Linked DNA regions of Homo sapiens: region 2 is linked to region 1. The links are chromatin loops, found by intact Hi-C in ENCODE. Cell type or tissue: K562. All regions are shown on one strand. Links, peaks and the distances in the headings refer to the core of each region. The heading gives the core; the rest is flanking DNA. Region 1 holds the start of OVCH2 (ovochymase 2). Region 2 overlaps TUB (TUB bipartite transcription factor).

The links. A loop is a pair of places that touch in the nucleus more often than their neighbours do. Peaks named below come from ENCODE experiments on the same cell type or tissue, not always from the same donor. Only the 100,000 strongest peaks of a DNase experiment are listed, where the experiment ranks them.
Region 2: a loop joins it to region 1, with 4 times the contacts of the local background. A loop is called at or near these places in 4 of 110 quality-filtered maps.

The regions. Positions count from the first base shown.
Region 1 is chr11:7,699,862-7,709,856 of GRCh38, reverse strand. OVCH2 (ovochymase 2) reads left to right here and starts at 3,380. Exons shown (of 16, transcript NM_198185.7): 1 at 3,380-3,550; 2 at 5,183-5,292; 3 at 6,068-6,159; 4 at 7,528-7,700; 5 at 8,046-8,141; 6 at 8,382-8,533; 7 at 9,372-9,561. The coding sequence starts at 3,463. It overlaps LOC105376533 (a long non-coding RNA gene), which reads right to left. Exons shown (of 11, transcript XR_007062576.1): 6 at 8,750-8,801; 7 at 4,202-4,262; 8 at 3,579-3,632; 9 at 320-456. In K562, for the core only: no CTCF peak of the experiment used is centred there; no DNase peak of the experiment used is centred there.
Region 2 is chr11:8,095,968-8,104,411 of GRCh38, reverse strand. TUB (TUB bipartite transcription factor) reads right to left here. Exons shown (of 12, transcript NM_177972.3): 6 at 7,606-7,727; 7 at 6,987-7,184; 8 at 6,586-6,698; 9 at 5,537-5,654; 10 at 3,811-3,909; 11 at 3,415-3,586; 12 at 1-2,926. The coding sequence ends at 2,793. It also overlaps a transcript of RIC3 not described here. Among named protein-coding and RNA genes, the nearest start is that of TUB, 19 kb to the right of the region's middle. In K562, for the core only: a CTCF peak has its summit at 4,918 (motif pointing right); a DNase peak (open chromatin) is centred at 4,921; H3K27me3 peaks cover 3,726 bases.

The DNA.
Region 1 (9,995 bases), core at 929-8,928:
ACTTTTGCCTAAGTTTGTTTCTTTGCTATCTATCTCCTGTGCTTAGTATGTATAGGAACTTTCCCCACTCTTCCTTTCTCCAGTATCGCTGAAATTCCTGGGTATAACTAAACCACTTTCTGGAGTACTCCCATTTCTATTCTAAGACTCAAACAGTGAGAAGGGGCAAAGTGATCCTTCCTTTGCATGATTCATATCATCCCTCAGTTCCAAATCATCTCTTCCCTTTTAAAATTTATTTTTAAAAATACCCTTATTGTTTTTGATTATCCTTGAGGCATTCTCAGATTGTTCTTAATTATTTTACACTTCAACTTACCTTGCATGTACCTTTAGTGTCATCTCTTAGTTGCAACAGGGAATATGCAAGGTGTTTATAAAGGAGGATTCAGTGGTTCCCACTTAGCGATTGGATTAAGTTGGCAGCCTGAGACCATACGGTGTGTCCTCCTGCTCCTGCTCCAAATTTATGATAAGAAGGATGTATTAAACAAATGAACTCATAGCAGTGCTGGAAAACCTGAACAAGGAAAGCTACTTTTAGTGGCCCCAAATTATGAATATTTCTAGAACGATAAAAAGTAGATGGAATTCAATTAAGGAAAGAACCACAACCTAACATGCCTGTTAGGAGAAAACTGCTGAAAAAGTTCTGGAGTAGACCCACTCCAATTTATTCCAAGTAAGAACCAGTTGGTGTTTTCCCCTGGGAGGGAGATGTGAGGGGGTATTTGGGCCCATGGGGCAGGGCAATTCCAGGTGGCTGGAAACTTCAGGGAGAATGAGAAGCAGACAGGTCCAGAAACCCAACTCCTGGGACTCTCTACCAGACAGTACATTCTGTTACTTTCTCTGGGCCACTGGAGGTGGCTGAGAACATTCCTGGTGATGAGTGTTTATGGCACTGTTGACCAAAATTGAGGCTGTCAAGACAGAAAAAAATCTATAAAGGTTTATTGAACCTCAAATGTGTGGATTGACCCAGGAAGACACAGCAACAAAGTTGGAGTGTTCTGAGGTCTGTCAGAAGGTGAAAGGTTTTGACAGAAAAATCTGAAAAGACAGAGAGAGATTGCTCATACTGGAGTTGTTCTCTTTTCATTGGAGGGTACAATACAGAAGTTATAATCATTAGCTATGGATTATATCACAGGGTTATAGGAACACATTAAAGTCACAGCTCTGCAATCAGCAAAATACAGAATGTAGAAAATGCTAAAGGTCTAAATAACCAATTCTTTCAACAAAAATAATTGCTGCAAAAAAGAGAGAAGAAGGTTATAACAGGTAGACCTGAGATTTTCTAGGTATAGAATCATATCATCTGTGAAGAGAGACAGTTTTGCTTTCAGGAGAAATTTTGATACTAATTTCTCAACTTGGGGATTTACAGACAGGGAAAACAATGTATTTGAATTCCAAATCCATGTTTGGTGCAGACTTTGGTCCAAGATTCTCAAGAGAGATTTTTTCCCCTTTAAAAGGTTTAATAGTTTCATGAATGAAAAATTGATTTTATACTACCATGCCAAGCAACACTTTAATATATTCCTGTCTGCAAGTAACTACAATGTACAGTTATTATAATTCCTATCCAGACCCTGGGAGGGTTGAATAGCTGGACTTACAAAAATATAGTGTCTTAGAACCTGCTACATCCCCCATGAAGAGCAAATATTTTAACAGCAAGGGGGCCACATTTTAGCCCCTTAAGAGATGAAAGTAACAAACTCTTAATGACCAGCTTCATGTGGTGAAGAGTGTGTTGATGTGTACTGATAGTTGTGCTGATGCAAGAGCTTGAAGCAAATACCCTCTCCTGAAATTAAGCACTAAGCAAGAGCTCATCATATTTCTGTGTGACAATCAATAAAAACGCTCCACTCCCACATTTTACAAAGGAAAACTCATCATTCTTTCAGTATAGAGTCAAATTTTATTGTCCTATGCTATGTGCCTACTTTAGGCTTGTCAAGTTTAGTGCATCCTAGGCCCACACTAGGTCTTTCTGCACTTTTGACATTAACAGTATACACATTTTAGACAGAATGTAGTGAATTTGGGGTCAGAAAGGCCATATTCCTAGTCAAGTTGCTCTCAAAAGTGATTGATAAAACACAATAGCAATTTAAAGGGAGCTTGCTGTCAAAGAAAGATTGAGACTTTGATTAGGGCTTAGACATTGATTGATTACCTCTTGGGGCTATCACTCCATACCAATAGCCAAAAATGTTTGGCATCAGGATTACAGTAGTTATAGATAAAGCCTCAATAGAGGTTTGAGTTTCCTTCTTTCCATAAGGCTACATTCTTGATTAGTGTACCTAAATATGTAGTGCTTACAAATGTTAAGTTTTTACACCTTCTCTGTTTTGCATTTATATTATTTGTATGTGTTGTATTTTCATACTTTTTTGTACAAAGACAAAAGTTGCCAAAAGGAAATTAAGAGCTTTTGGGCTGACATTTGTTATTTTTAGTGGGTAACTTATAAAAGTTGACAGAAAAATGTTATATTTCTATCTGGTCATAGATGGCATTGACCATCCTATAAATATTTCTCACACACTGACCATGTGCCCAAAACTCGTTGAGGAAAGAGGAAAATGTACAGGTAATCATAGCCACTTTACTCTCCCAAGCATCTACCAGGCATAGAAGTAAAGGAGATTTAGTGTTTCCCTTCTATAAATACAAAAATGATAGGAGAATGCAGAGTCACAAATGCCCCAATGTACAGTATCCTAGATGACTTTCTAACAGCAGGGCTTCCTGAGTGTGACACCCAAATATCTTTCCACTTCTCTCATTCACCAACATATGTTTATAATAACCATGTAGTTACATTTGCAAAATAAGATAAATAAAAATATTTTAGAATATTGGCTGGGCGTGGTGGCTCACACTTGTAATCCCAGACCTTTGGGAGGGCAAGGCAGGCAGATCCCTTGAGCCCAGGAGTTTGAGATCAGCCTGGGCAACATGATGAAACTCCATCTCTGCCCAAAAAAATTATATACATTTGGATGGGTCGTTTGCAAAAAAGTAGGGAAGTGTACCCTTGCAAACAAGGACAACATTGATAGTCAATCTTCTTATAGAAAGTGGTAAAAGTGGTAAGCTCTACAAAGGAGCAAGTAATGTTTGCAGATGCAAATCTTACATGCTAACCACTTTGCTAGCCAGATACACTCTGGAGGAATCAACTAATTGGTGTAGGTGTAATAGGATATGTAATATTGCTTGATCAAGACTCTGCTTCTGTGGTTGTTTCTCCACATCTTCCAAAAGATCTTTGCGAAACACTACATTCAGAAACATCAGATGGACATGCTTGATTCACCACGTCTTGGTTAATGAATAAACTTGTTTTAAATTGGCTTATTGCTGGTCTCTCAAGGCTTCCTATTTTTGTTTGCTTTAGTCTCTCTAAAATTTCAGGGAAAAACTATGAGTCTCAAAATGCTTATAAGCAGGAACAAGCTGATTTTACTACTAGGAATAGTCTTTTTTGAACGAGGTAAATCTGCAACTCTTTCGCTCCCCAAAGGTAAGTTTCAAATGAACTCTATAATTACCTTTGTCTGAACCTTTGCTGGCAATGGACGTCACAACTCCGAGACTCCATGTTCCTTTGGGAAAATAGGAGAAGCAAATATATTTTGGATATCTAATTGTTTTTAAACAATTATTTTGGACTTATCTCCTGCAATCGGCATAGGACACAGGGTGAAACATTTATAGAATGCAACTAATGTATCCAATTAAGTAAACAATCCCTGTTTTCTTCGCTTAGTTTTCCTAAGTGAACTGAGATTGTTCACTTACTTGAACCCATTACATAATCCCATCTTGGTTCATAGAGCAAATTCTGGAAATCAGCATGGATTTGGAAGCATTTTTAATCTTTTACAAAATCATCTTGCTGAGAAATATGAAGCATGTTCACTGTAGTATATTATAAATGGTCTTTTTTCCCCTTCAACTAACTTAAGCTGAAAACAGTTCTTGGAAGATTTCTCCTTGGTCAGACTTGTGCCAACCCTGAGAATCAACATGTTTTCTGACTTTGCTTTACTGAATTTGGGAAATAGTAAATTTTGTATTTAAAGTATTTATGACTCATTCAACTGAAACAGTTAGAAAATAAGCTTTTGTTCCAATGTCATCCTGGCACTGGGTTCAGGATCAAAACACTTACTGTTACATTCATGCTCTGCCATTATCCAGCTGTGTGTCTCCTTGATTCTCAGTTTTCTCATCTGCAATGTGGGGATAACAGTGCTTCATTTATAGGCATAGAGTGGGATTAAATGAGAAGCTGTATGAAAGAGCTTTGAATATTTTAACATGTTGATCTAAATAGCTATACTCTTAAGGATGTGTTCTCAAGAAAAGTCATTTGTTTGTCCATCCAGTGTTTCTAAGTGCTTACTTATGCCAAGAATTAAGCTAAACCTTAGAAATGCAGAGGTGAATAAGGCAAGTTTTTTCCCTTGAGTAGTTCATAGTCCGATGATAGAGGCAAATAATTCATTATCACAATTCTGCATGACAAGAACTATAAAAGGGGTGAAGAAAGCGTGCTACACAACACAAGGGAGAGGCAATCCCACTTTGAGGAAATCAAGGAAGACTTCCTGGTTGAGGTGATCTCCAAGCTGAGGAATAAGAATTACAGAATTTAGGTAGGCAATGAAGCATGGTGATTATGAAGCAAGGCTAGTTCTAATCCTCCTTCAAAATATGGAAAAGGATGACCTCCAGGAGGGACAGAAGATGTGCCATCCTTGAGTTACCAGGTGATGTTAAACATCTTTAATCTAGTCTACCTCTTTGCTGAGGAGTCAGAAAACCCATTGAGGGCAAATAAATAAAAACAACTTTTTCAGGGATAAAGTATTTTACATAAAGAGGGAGGAGTTTTTTCTTCTATTACCTAGCAAACCTCTATCCGAGTACCAACTTGTGAATCAGGACACTTCACTCCACTCTCCTTAAATGACCTGTCACTTTTCATCCCTCAAGAGAATTAAATCCAATAAAGATTTATTGATATCTGAATGTGTGCTGAGCACCATACACCATAGTCTCAGACTCAGTTTCATGGGTGAAATGGAGAAGATATTACCTCAATCCTAGAAGCTATCTAATCATTTAGTTTGTCTCGTTTTTTTCTCAGCTCCCAGTTGTGGGCAGAGTCTGGTTAAGGTACAGCCTTGGAATTATTTTAACATTTTCAGTCGCATTCTTGGAGGAAGCCAAGTGGAGAAGGGTTCCTATCCCTGGCAGGTGAGTCTCAAGGACTTCTATGCATCAAGAACTGTGCTAGATATTATGGATATAGATATTTTTAAGGTTAAGTTTATATCTTTGAGGAGCCTACAGCCTAGTTGGGTTGAAAGACAGAATAGTCATCATGGCATGTGATGAATGTCATAAGAAAAAGTATTTACTTGTACATAGTAAGTCATTTTAGAATCAAATCAAGTATCACAAATAGGATAAGCAAAAATTAGAAAGTATATTGGAGAGGTAGGGTAAAGAATAGGCTTGAAGAAGCTATAGGGGTCAAATAGTTAAGAGTATGAGAAAAGTGGTAGATCCAAACCATTTCCCTAAGAGGCTTAGAGAAATAGGAGTATGTGTTGAAAGGCTCCCCAGCCCTCACCTTGCCTTTCTTCCAAACCTCTTCAGCTGGACTCTGCAATATCTTATACTATTTTACCTTCATTCACAGACACTGTTCATATTGTTAGAGCAACAGGTCTGCATCAACTGTGTTATAAAAATAAGTAAATACATCTCACCACTTCTAACTGCTACCTCTGTTGACACATACTTACAGCCAGTCATCTCAAATTAACTACCTCTCATCTAGACCAGGGTTGCCAGCACCACTCTTCTTTCTGAGCGGTAGTGTCTGGGCTTTATCTTTTCACAGTCCACGATTCTTGACATTTACGAGTGTGATATCTGAGTCTGGTTTTGAGAATAGGCTTCATCACCGTGTTTAGGGGGATCCCAGGGCATGAACTTGCTTTCATTTAAGGTATTTGCAATTTAGGTATCTCTGAAACAAAGGCAGAAGCATATTTGTGGAGGAAGCATCGTCTCACCACAGTGGGTGATCACGGCGGCTCACTGCATTGCAAACAGGTAAGAAAGGCCTAGCCCATGAGTGAAGACCACACCACCATTTCTTCTCCCTTGGAATCATCAGCAATAACCCTATTAAAACATGGACCTGTGTGATAGGTGAGTATTGGTTTAACAGATGAATATCCTAATTGCATGACACAAATGGGGCTGGGTGACATTGTCAGATGGCACTTGGTAGATGACATATATTCTTTTCAGAGGTAAAATTCGTTTTTACTTAAAATAACTGGAAGTTAATAATAGCATCCAAGTCAGAAAAAAAAGAGCATTACAAAGAAGGATTTGTGAAAGTTTTCTTCTAGTTTTCTTAAATTTCAGTGAAAAAATATCTAGTTCATTATGCATCTGAAGAAATGGATAAAAGAAAACAAAGGGAGACCAGTAAAGTAGAAAGTAGGCTCCCTGTCTTCCTTCCCATTGATCCTGCCTCTCTGGGACTCAACCCAACAACTTCCCTTTACCCACTTTCTTGTGTGATCCAAATATCCTATTATTGACAGTGTTCTGGGCGTATACTAGGCTGTAATCAAGATCATGTTCCCATATAGTCATTCTTTCATTTCAAGTCTGCAAACATTTCCTGGATGTTTACTTTGTGCTAGATACCAAAGGTACCAAAATGACTAAGACATGATTTCTGCCCCCAGAGAGTTGACTCTTCTTTTAACAAGAGTCAACCGATCATCTCACAGCAATGTGGCAAGTGGTAGGTAAGAGAGACATTATGTGTTAAGTTAGGTACCTAATTTGGCCAAGAGTCAGGGAAGTATACCTAGAGAAAACATGCCTTTTTCAATTTTGTATAGAAGCATCACTTCTGGGAATGAAGCGTCTCAAAGGATGGCAAGCTGAAGTCTTTATATATCTCAATGCATCCCACCAAGTTCCTTTCAGAGAACATTAGTTAGTTATAATGCAGTCTGTGCCTTATAATATATACTAAGCATAGGATCTCTGACATTGAAGTAGCATACTTACTGGGAATCACAAATCATTCCCAAAGGGTCTCACTGATATTAGGTCAGGTCAACCTCCCAGGGTAGCTGAATAAAGTCCCCTATAGCTGTAGAGCCCTGAACTACAATGTATGTGCCTCTCTAGATATTTTCAAATAACATTGCAAAGTATTAAATTCATCATATCCTTGGCTATATATGAACCCACTCTTCACTAGTCCTCTACTGGAAGTTGGAATCTCTGCATTTTTTTCTAACAGTGTTGGAATTATTCTCACTTTCTCTGCTCAGCAGCCTCACACCCCATATTATTTATCCATATCATTTTAAAGAAGCTAGTGTGTCAACCATTGCAACTGTACTCAGAGGCACAATGAAATTCATTCATTTTACTCTTTGCTTTCCATAGAAACATTGTGTCTACTTTGAATGTTACTGCTGGAGAGTATGACTTAAGCCAGACAGACCCAGGAGAGCAAACTCTCACTATTGAAACTGTCATCATACATCCACATTTCTCCACCAAGAAACCAATGGACTATGATATTGCCCTTTTGAAGATGGCTGGAGCCTTCCAATTTGGTAAACATTTGAGGATCATACTGAATTGTCTACCCCATGTTCTCTATAACCTCTGTGCCATAGCACATTTCCTGCAGTATACGTTCTGGGTCATGCACTTTGAGATAGGAATTTAGGCTGGAGAGTCCTACCTGAAACTCTTTTTGCTTGTGGTTCTGGAGATAGCATTACATGGAGTCAGGAGAAGGTTTTCTTTAATTGACAAGTAACCCCTGGAGGTGCCAGGCAGAGCTATCACAACTCTCATGAGGTCTTTAGGGGACCACCTGGATACCAAGTGGTGAGTGGCTTATAGTGTCCTCTCCTCCATGAATGAGACAAGCCCTACCTTGCTCTTTTCTTCAGGCCACTTTGTGGGGCCCATATGTCTTCCAGAGCTGCGGGAGCAATTTGAGGCTGGTTTTATTTGTACAACTGCAGGCTGGGGCCGCTTAACTGAAGGTAAGAACTTGTGTGCCATTCCTCTTAAGCAGAGGTCAGAACTTTCTGGTGGGCAATCAGAAAATGGAATTTTTAATCCATTTTTAAAAATCGATTGTGCATACATTTCTAAAGATAGGGAATGTCACATTGTACTTAGAAATTCAAGTCTTGCCAAGCGACACAAACACAAATGATGCATCTTCAACTCAGAAAGGGTGAAAGAGTTCCTGCTGGGGCTTCCATCTCTCTGTTTTTCAGGTGGCGTCCTCTCACAAGTCTTGCAGGAAGTGAATCTGCCTATTTTGACCTGGGAAGAGTGTGTGGCAGCTCTGTTAACACTAAAGAGGCCCATCAGTGGGAAGACCTTTCTTTGCACAGGTTTTCCTGATGGAGGGAGAGACGCATGTCAGGTGGGTGGGAGCTGCGGGGCTGTCAGGCCCCAGGCAAGGATTCCCTTGGTTTTGTTTTCTTCTAGTTTTCTTAAATTTCAGTGAAATTTAATTTAATTAGAAAGCATATTGGAGGGGTAGAATAAAGAATAGTCTTGAAGAAGCTATAAGGGTCAAATAGTTAGTTAAATGTGTGAGAAAAATGGTAGATCCAAACCATTTCCCTAAGAGGCTCACCTGTTATCAGGTGAGGGGCTGCAGGAAGACTGATTCCAGGTAAGGCAGGAATCTGGAAAGAAGGGTTAGGAGTACCAAGGGAGGTTACATCAAAATAAAGGGACAGTGGAAACAATCTGTTTTTAGCAGGAAGTGTGATTTAAAAGAGGTCTTCTGCTTTTTCCAAAAGACCAAATAACAGAGATAATGCCAAGAATGAACTCGGGGTTCTCCCATTCCTGAAGGATGGCTGACTCTTTCCTATTTAGAATTTTCCAGTTTGTGGATGTTGGGAACTTTACACTTTTCCTCCATTCTTCCTACTAACCAAGGCCTGAAGTCAGTCTCATTGCTGGCCAAGACTTCTCTGAGTCTGCAGCATGAGAGGAGAGAAAGAAGAAAGTCTGCTGCTTTGATGAAAGCCATGGATGAGGAAAAGGGAGGTGGGATTGTTGGGTTCCAGTGATAGTTGAGGATCATATGGGAATTGTGCTGGGATCTGTATACACAGGACCCTGAGTCTAAATTATTAGAAGTGAGGAGATGTCATTGATCCTCCTCCAGCATCCTTGTGAGGAAACAGTGAGCATTTTGGGGCATAGACACTGACAGTGATGCTAATAGAGGCTTTTTCCCTCTGCAGGGAGATTCAGGAGGTTCACTCATGTGCCGGAATAAGAAAGGGGCCTGGACTCTGGCTGGTGTGACTTCCTGGGGTTTGGGCTGTGGTCGAGGCTGGAGAAACAATGTGAGGAAAAGTGATCAAGGATCCCCTGGGATCTTCACAGACATTAGTAAAGTGCTTCCCTGGATCCACGAACACATCCAAACTGGTAACTAAGCCATCACACAAGGTTAAGAAGCTGCCATTCTGCTAGGGCCAGAGACAGCATCAGCAGAGTCCTGGCAAATCAGAGCACCTGAACCAACAGGCTCTACCTCTGTTCTCAGTGTAGCACACAAGGATTGTGAGGTTTACCAAGTCTAAATAAAACAAGAGTAAAATATGGTATGTGGAGCAGCATGCAGATATTCAATGAAAAATGAATCCATCCATCCTAGACCTTCTCAAACTGGCCTTTAATTGAAACTATCTCAGTTGATGATATGCTTTCACCACTTACTTCTCTGGATTCAGAGTCCAGAGTGCTCACCATTACACGATGGCACCACTTACTTCTCAAAAAAATCCAGCAAACTATAACAGATCAGTAGTTATCAACCAGGGGCAATTTTGTCCCCAGGGACAGTATCAGAAGACATTTTT
Region 2 (8,444 bases), core at 407-8,406, 400 kb before region 1:
AGCACCTTGGAGCCAGAAGGAAAGGAAAGCTAGACTTGGAGAAGAGTTGGGGAAGTGAACTTCACCACTCTGCAGAATTGTTCTGGGGCAGAGGGTGTAGAGTTTTGGGGTGTGGCCCCAGAAGCGGTTACAGAGAAGCTGCCTAAACTCACTCCCAACTGCCCAATACCATTAGGGACTGCTCATTCTGTCATTAATTCCCTGCCCAAAGACCATCCATCCAGGTAGAGGGTATGAAGGGCAAGAACTCTTATTGTGGGAGAGGCTGAACCCAGGTGGTTTCTAGGGGCCCTAGCAGCTTTACGAGTCCATGCACCCATGGCCCCAGGGCCAGTGGTCAAGGAAAACCAGGATCACCAGGAGTGCACTCAGCTACTGATGCTTGTCATTCAATGCCTGACAGAGTTTTGTGGCTGAGGCTATCCTTCTCCACACTTAGGCTAGAAAGCTCAGCCTGTCTTTCCTGACTCCACCAAAAGATCCAGCCAACTCCCTCTTTGTGCTACAGGAGAAAGCAGAGGCCAAGAGTTTTCCTTTGTGCTTCTGATTTTTCCACTGCCACCGGGGTCTCCGTCTCACCAGAACTCAGAACCAGCCTGTTCTATCTTAAAATCATAGATCCAGAGAAATAGCTTGACCTAACATTAGAGACGATCTAGTTTCCATCATCTCAAATGTCACCATGAAGATCTCTTCTCCTTAAAGGCAGGGAAGGGCTAAACTGGAACTATAGAAAGGAGGATGGCACCATGGTATCTCGCCAGCGCTGGCACAAAGTTCTAGTGCCCTCTAGAAACTGGACCATGTTGCAAAAGCTAATCGTTGGAGGGGGTCTCTCACAGAGATGTACGGCCGAGGTGTGGGCAGATCCTGCTAGGACAGGTATGCCTTGCTTTAAGCATTCAACATAGGAAAATCTAGATTACAAAGAAATGAGAGCATATTACTTCTACTTAAGTCAAAACAAGTCCTTCACCTATAAAGCCTAACACGTTTAAAATACAACTTCTATTTTAAAAAATTTCTACTTAGCTTTTCCAAACATCTACTCTAAAGCAAGGTACGACCCCTGCTTGCTTCCCACCAATTTCAGATCTCTATCTGGGCAAGAAGCCTCCACCAGGGTAAATGACAAATGAGCAAAAGCTTGAGCTTACAGTTCCCAAGCCTGCAGGGTGGATGGTGCCATCCAAGGAGAAATAGCGGTAGTGGAGGGAGTTAGGCTCAGGCCCAGCCCCAGAACCTTTATGCACTCTCTCCCACCTAGACCGAGAAGTGTGCAGCAGCCGTACTAAGGCCTGCTTACTGCTGAGTAGCCCTCGCGGAGGGGCCAGACACAGGCCAATCCTGGATCATACTCACGTGCAAAAAGCCAGACAACTTTCAACAGGGAACTGCCTGATTTCCTACTGGAATGGTTTCAATCTAATTTATCAACTCTGATGCTTCTAAGTCTCTGAATCGGGGGAAGTGGGGAGGGCATGCAGAATGGGCCCCCAGGAGGCCAGAGATACTAGTTTCTTGGGGGACAGTGGGAACAAAGAAATCAAGAGAACTTGAAGTTCTGAATGCTGCCATTAACCAGCTAGGTGACCCAGGGCAAGCCCCATTTTCTGAGTGTGACTCACCTAAAGCAACAAGGTTGTACTAGATTCCTAAGGGTCCTGCCACTGCTGATCTCTTGTGGTTCTAAAATATTCCCTGCTTTATTCACCCTGTCCCATTCCCTCCCAAGAACCTACATGGTTACCAACCATGACTTGGCTGACAGCAGTGAGAAAGTTGGGTCTTTCCAGAGAGAGAGAGAGAGGAGAGATTCTTCAAGGAGCATGCCATGGCTTGGGAATGGTTCTCTGGCAGCAGGATTCCCAGGCATGCCTAGCTGTGTGCAGTCAGGCTGGTGACCTGGACCCCATTTGTGTTTCCTGGGGGTTGTGCTGGGCTGCTCAGCAGAGAGCTCCTGGGGAAGCTGACAGGACTCCCAGAACAACCCTGATCCAGGGACCCTGTTCATGCACTTCTGCATGCTGAGCCTGTGTCTTGCAGGGCCCATCCACCAAGACAGCCCTGAGAGCTGGGTTCCTACTGCCTCTGTGAGACACAGCAAACCTGGAGAAATCAAATGCGCTAGAAACCTAGCCACCAGCTGATTCCCATAGCCACAGCAAGCCAGGCACCTGCAATCCTGACAGGGTCCTGCCACTTACCTGTCCCCACCACCCTCCCAACTTCTCTCAGGCTTGAGTGAGGCCTTCTGAAGTTGAAGGGCTTTCTGCAGTTGTTTAAGGGCCAGGCTTGGCCACCAAGCCCTTTGCTACATAAAGTTGATGTGGCCTTCATACATACACACATTCACTGTGCCCCTACCTGCTGGAGTACCCATTGCCATCTGACTCCTTGGCTGAGCGGACGACTGGGCCACAGCAGCCCTGCAGTGTGCTTCCTCTCCCTCTATGCCTCTTGCGGCCTTCCCAGCTGAAGAGGTTGCTCAGCTTGGTAAGTACGACTACAACACACTACTACCCCAAGGGTGGGAGTGTGTGTTGATCTCGTGGCATGGAAAGAATTATTCTCATCCCTTCACACCCACCCACCCGCTCTCCACTACTCCCCTGCCTCAGTAGCAGAGGCAAAGGAGCCAGTTCCTGGCTGGCTGGGCCAGGGAGCCCACTGAGGGCCAAAGCTTCATCTGGCGGAAGGCCTATATACAGAGGATAGGCAGGGCTGTCTCCACAGGCAGGCAGGCAAGCTCCGCTCCAGGCTGGGCAACCCCAAAGGGCACGAAGAGGCCTCTACTCGCACGCCAGCTTGCTGTCGAAGCTGGACAGGGCAATGGCAAAGGCCTGCAGTGCACACAGCGGGTAGTTGTAATCCATGGTGAACACATCCTCTGCTACCCGGCCAAACTGCATCACGATGTAGTCCGCTGGGGCCAAGCACAGGCACAGACAGAGAAAAGGACAGGACAGGAATGGTAGAGCCAGGGAAGGATAGACAGACACCCAAACCACATGAGGGAAGAACAAGTGAGAAGCAGAGATGCCAGGGGAATCACAAAGGGAAGTAAAACAAAGGCCAATTGGGAGAAGTGGCAGGAAAGAGGTGGCAGATGGCAAAGGACAAAGTAAGATGCATGTGAACACCAGGGGACAGAAAAGAGGAAAAGTCCTTTTAAAGGGTGTTCCCGTGCCTGAGACTCCGTTGAATACACAGAATCTAGGACCAGGGCTGCAAAGAAGGTTCTTCCAGGACCTCCCAGTCATTAGGGTTAGAAAGTTCCATACATCTAACCTTAGCTGTATAGCTCACATTCTTAAACTCTAGCCAGTGTAGGCAGGGCTAGGTGGGCTGAACCCTACGCTAAGGGCCTTGGGTATCCTACGGACCATAATGAGTAGGGACAGAAACACTCACGGTCATTGCCATGGATGATCTGGAAGTTCTTCACGGAGGCCTGTGTGACGCGCCCATGGAAGTTGAGTACATAGGACTGTGTGTCATCATTCCAGACAGGTGTCTTGTTTTGCAGCTCGATGATACTCTCCGTGTTCTTATTCTGCCAGCGTGCTAGCAGTGTCTCATGCTCCTGGGAGGGCAGCCTCACCTGAGCCAGGCCCAGGCCTTTGGCACCATGACCACCCCAGAAAGGGATCTATCCCGGGAATGGGGGTCCTTGGATTTCCCTAGACCTCCAGGGCTTTCTCACATGGTACCCCTCCACATACACACATCAGCTGGAGTTCTGCCCTTAGAAGCTCATGCAGAGACTAGGATGATGGGGAAAGAGGGGAGGAAGGGGTAGACACTCACGTTGCGGGGGCGGATAGAGACTCTCTCATGAACCATGTTCATGCCTGGGACAATCACGCTCATCTTCCGAGGCCCCTTGAAGCCTAAGACGTTTGTCTCCTGGGAAAGAGAACGCAACACTGGCCACCTGAGGCGTCTATTTACCTACTGGAGAAGGTGGGGGGGACGGGAATAAAGAGGAAGAGCTAGTTCCCACCATCTCCACTCCGAAGTCTAACACACATCCCTCTAAACCTAACACGGCCAGAACTGAGCCCCTGGGTCTCTACCCTGCCAGAACTAGCTCCTCTTATGCGTCATCCTTGCTTCTGCTCACGGCAATGCTGTTCTTCCACTCGCTCCGGCAAACTACTTGGTCACACTCGAGTCCTCTCTTCTACATCCTACGTCTAATCCATCAGCAGTTTCTGTCAGCTCCACCTTCCAATTATACCCAGACTTCCACCACTTTTCACCACTAGCTTCTCTCACCAAGATCATTCTAACAGCCTTTGCCTGGACTCCTGGTTTCTGTTGTTGGCCCTCCTATTCCTCCTTCCCACCATCTGTTCTCAACACAGCAGCCAGTGCTCAGGCACATTAAGTCAGATGATCTTTCTCCTCTGCTCAGAACTCTCCAGTGGCTCTCCAGCTCACTCCAAGTTAAAGCTGGAGATGTGACTTCACCTGCACGTGGCCCCATGACCTTCCTCTCCTCACCATTTACTGCCTGGTATCCACTCCATTCCTTCTTCATGCCAGGCATTCAGGACTTTTGTCCTCACTGTGTCCCCTAGACACGTACACTGCTGTTTTTCACTTCCTTCTGGTCTTTACTCAAGAGCTACCTCAGTGACGCCCTCCCTGCCATTCTGAAATTCTCACACATACCTTGACATTTCTTATCTCCCCTCCCCTACTTTTTCTTCTTAGTGTTTATAAAGAACATACTTACTTCACTGATAGATCTGTTTCATAGCTTGTCTGCCCTGCTAGGGCTTTAAGTCCCATAAAGGTATACATTTATGTCTGTTCATTACTATATCCTTAGTGCCTCAAACAATATGCTTAGTTGGAGCTCAGTAAGAACTTGAAGACTCAGGCTGCCTCCCCAAAACTGGTCAGCAGGTGGCACCACAGGATCATACAAAGTAGCTGTGGATTACTTACTGATGGCCTCCAAGAAGTGCCCATGCCCAGGTTGATGAGATACCCACCCCTGATTTTAAAAATGAAGAAAAAGGTTCAAAGGGGTAGAGTAATCCCCTATATTTATATTCCAGTTTGGTCGTTTTTGAGCTGTGTGACATCTGCAGCTGAGCTTCAGTTTCCTCATCTATAAAGAAAATAGGATCTACCTCTTAGGTTGAACGTTCAGTGAGATGACAAAGTGCCGTGTAATCCATGTAGAACCTGGCATGCCAGAGGGATGATCTGGGAAATGCACAGACAAGAACCCAGGGCGACCGTCTCCTTCTGTCTAAGAGACTCCTGGCCTGGACTGCAGAGAGCCAGGCCTGGTTTTCTGAGCTCCCCAAGCAGATGGCCGGCTGTGGTGTGAGCTCTGAAGTCAGGAGGAGAGAGCCAGAGCCCCTGTCCTAGGCCAGGAACACTCCACAGAGGACAGCCCCTCTCCACACAGCCTTGTCTACCCACTAAGATGGATGGGATAGCCCCTAGATCAGGCATCAAGTCCTGGATTTCATATCTACCTTGGAAATCAGAGACCCCCGAACCTAGGACTCACGTAGCACACAGCTGCCAGCTCCTGACGTAAGGTTCCACTTTCCAAAGTGGAGGATGAGGCCTTCTGAGGGTTGACTCCATTGTCATAAACAGTGAACTTGGTGCCCATCAAGTTGGACCTGAAATAAAGGCACAATCAGTATAGAGTCATGCACCCTCTGCCCCAGAGCAGGGAACAGCTCATCGTCTGTCCTATGAGGAGCCTGCAAAACATTCTGGGCTGGAACAGGAGCAGGCCCAGGGAGGCATACTGCTCACTGAATCCACATCTTTGAAGACACTTCGTGGGCAGAAGGCCTGGACTTGCTCTGAGTTGACTCAAAGTGCATTTCAGTTCAGTGAGAGCAATTCAGGGAGGTCAATCAGGATTCTTCAGAAGATTTATCTGGGGGAACATGGGAGTTCTCCTCATGGGAGGTGAGCAAACAGAATGGCATCTGATAAGACAGTGGAAGAGGCTTAGCACCCGTGGAGAGAGGATGAGATCTCCTCTGTCGCAGCCAGCCTAAGTCTCAGTCCAGCCCCATCTCCAGCTTTAGCTCCTGACCTCTCATCTTTATTTATGCTCCCCAAATCTGGTACTCAGTTCCTCAGCAAACCCTACCTCCCCACTGCCCCCACCTGGAGGCCTAGGCTCAGAGCCTTCCTGCCCCTTCACCACTGCCCCCCACCCCCAAGATTGCTGTGTGTCTCTTCCCTCAAGAGCTCACTCTCAGCCCTGTCCCTTGGCATTGACCATGGAGCCAAGGCAACTCTTCCATGGTGGCCTGCGTTATCAGTGACACCCTGGGGTTGGATCCATCACTCTTGGTGGGCCTGCACCCACCTCCTGGGAACAGCTTGGGGTCGGGTGTGTGATTCCCATCTCCAAGTCTGGCTCTAGGCTGGCATAGACATAGGCCTCCAGTTGGATGTGATTATCAGAGAGGATCCTGGGAGAGTATCCATCCCTGGCCTAGATCTCCTTCAGGAAGATTCAGGCCCTCTACAGACAGCTTGCCCCTGCCCCTCCCTCCCACTCCCGCCTGCTTCCTGGGGGAATGCTAGTACCGCAGTTTCCCGATATAGCTGTCCCCTCCTCGAGACAAGTCTGTTGGGTCCACAGAGATGAGGTAATTGGAAGTTTTACTCTTCTTTCTCTTCCTTCCCGCCAGGAGGAACACCTTGGGGAGTGGAATGAGGTCATATTCCAGACTCAGCCTCTGGTCTGCACACAGTCATGAGAGCCACTCACACAGACTCTCTCCGTTGCGTCAGCTCCCAAACGCACATATGTGCACACACACAAATGCACTGGAAAACACAAAGATGTGCACAGACCAGACACGAAGGCAGTTTCTTTGAGGAACTGAGAGGTCAGTGGTAGATATGAGACTTCCAGTCACATTTCAGCCCCTAGGATTTCAAAGGGCTGTAAAGCCTAGATGATAACATGCCCAGACCAACCTTACCTTCTTCCCATCCTCACGGTCCAGGTGCAGAAAGTAGGTGGGGTACATGCCCCGGTCCATCCCTTTCTTGTCCCGAGTGATGCGGCATTTGATGGTGATACCCTGGGGGGCCGGCCTCAGTGCAAACTCCTCAAGATCCTGGACCTCAACGTCCACTGGTTGCTCTGGAGCTGTTGGGCTAGGGGCTGAGGCTGCCTCCTATGGGGATGCAGAATAGGTGCCTGAGCCCCAAGGACCCTAAGCAGCCCAAATTGGTGGTCTGGGATCCAAATCTGCCTCCTAACGTGGCGGTGGGAGAGAGGGAAGGATCCTGGGATTGGGGCCTGGCCAGCCTGGGCCTGGGGTCAGAAGCTATCTTCCCAGCCCTGCCCTCAACAGTTCCTAGAGGTGGAGATGGGAGATACGGGAGGTCCTCAGAGGTCATCCTGTCCAACTGCATCTCCCCCCATACATCACCCTGCTGGCCTAGCTGAAGAGGTTAGGAGGCAAGGTAGAGGGACATAAGAGGCCAGCAGAGAAGCTCCTAAAGGCATACGAGTCCATCTCTTCACATGCAGTCCACCTCTAACGGATGAGCAGTCCTCCAAAAACTGCTGTGGATGCAGACTCACTCACTCACCCTGACGGACTTCCTGCTAGTAGCAGAGCTGGGGCGGGTGTTACTATTTAGCTGGGAGGAGCTGGAGCTATTCTCCTCCTCATCCTCCTCATCCTCGTCAAAGCTCATGCTGCTGGAGATGCCTGGGCCAAGGAGAGAAGAAGAAGGGATGAAGGAGGAGAAGTCTACGCTGCCCCTGAAATACACATGGTCACATACTCATGTTCAGACACTGACTCACCTGTACCCCCACAAACTTATGCACACACTCTTAGCCATATCTACACATATAGACTCCCATTCACACATATATTCCCACACATGTCCAGATATAAAAGGATATTCTCTCAGGTACACACATGAGCCGGGGCTGGCCACAATCCTCAGGATATATCCCCACCACCCAGTTTCAGCTCAGTCCCTACATTACCCCACTACCTAGCAGCCACCCTACCACTGTCTCTTGTGTATCAAGGCCTGCACTGAGCTCACCTTGAACTGGGAATCTCCATTTCTGACCTCAGGCCTATTAGAGGCCTTGGCTGGCATAGACCACGGAATCTGCCAGGGCACAGGCCTCAGCTCCTTCCTCAGCCCAATGTGGAGGGGACCCACTGACTCCTCATCTTTGCCCTGAGCTTCTATCTCAGCTGTCCTCCCGCCTGCCATTCCCTGGGAATGCCATCCCCATCCTCAAGTTGTCTCAAAGTCCTTTGTACAGGAAGCCATCCTTGATTAGATTCCTCACAATGTGTGGCACTGCCAGGCTTCTTCCCTCTGCCACCCTGCACCAGGGGCTCCCTAGGGCAGGGCTTGTGGTGGGAAAACTGAACAGCAGGTTTCCACGGAGGATCTACCCC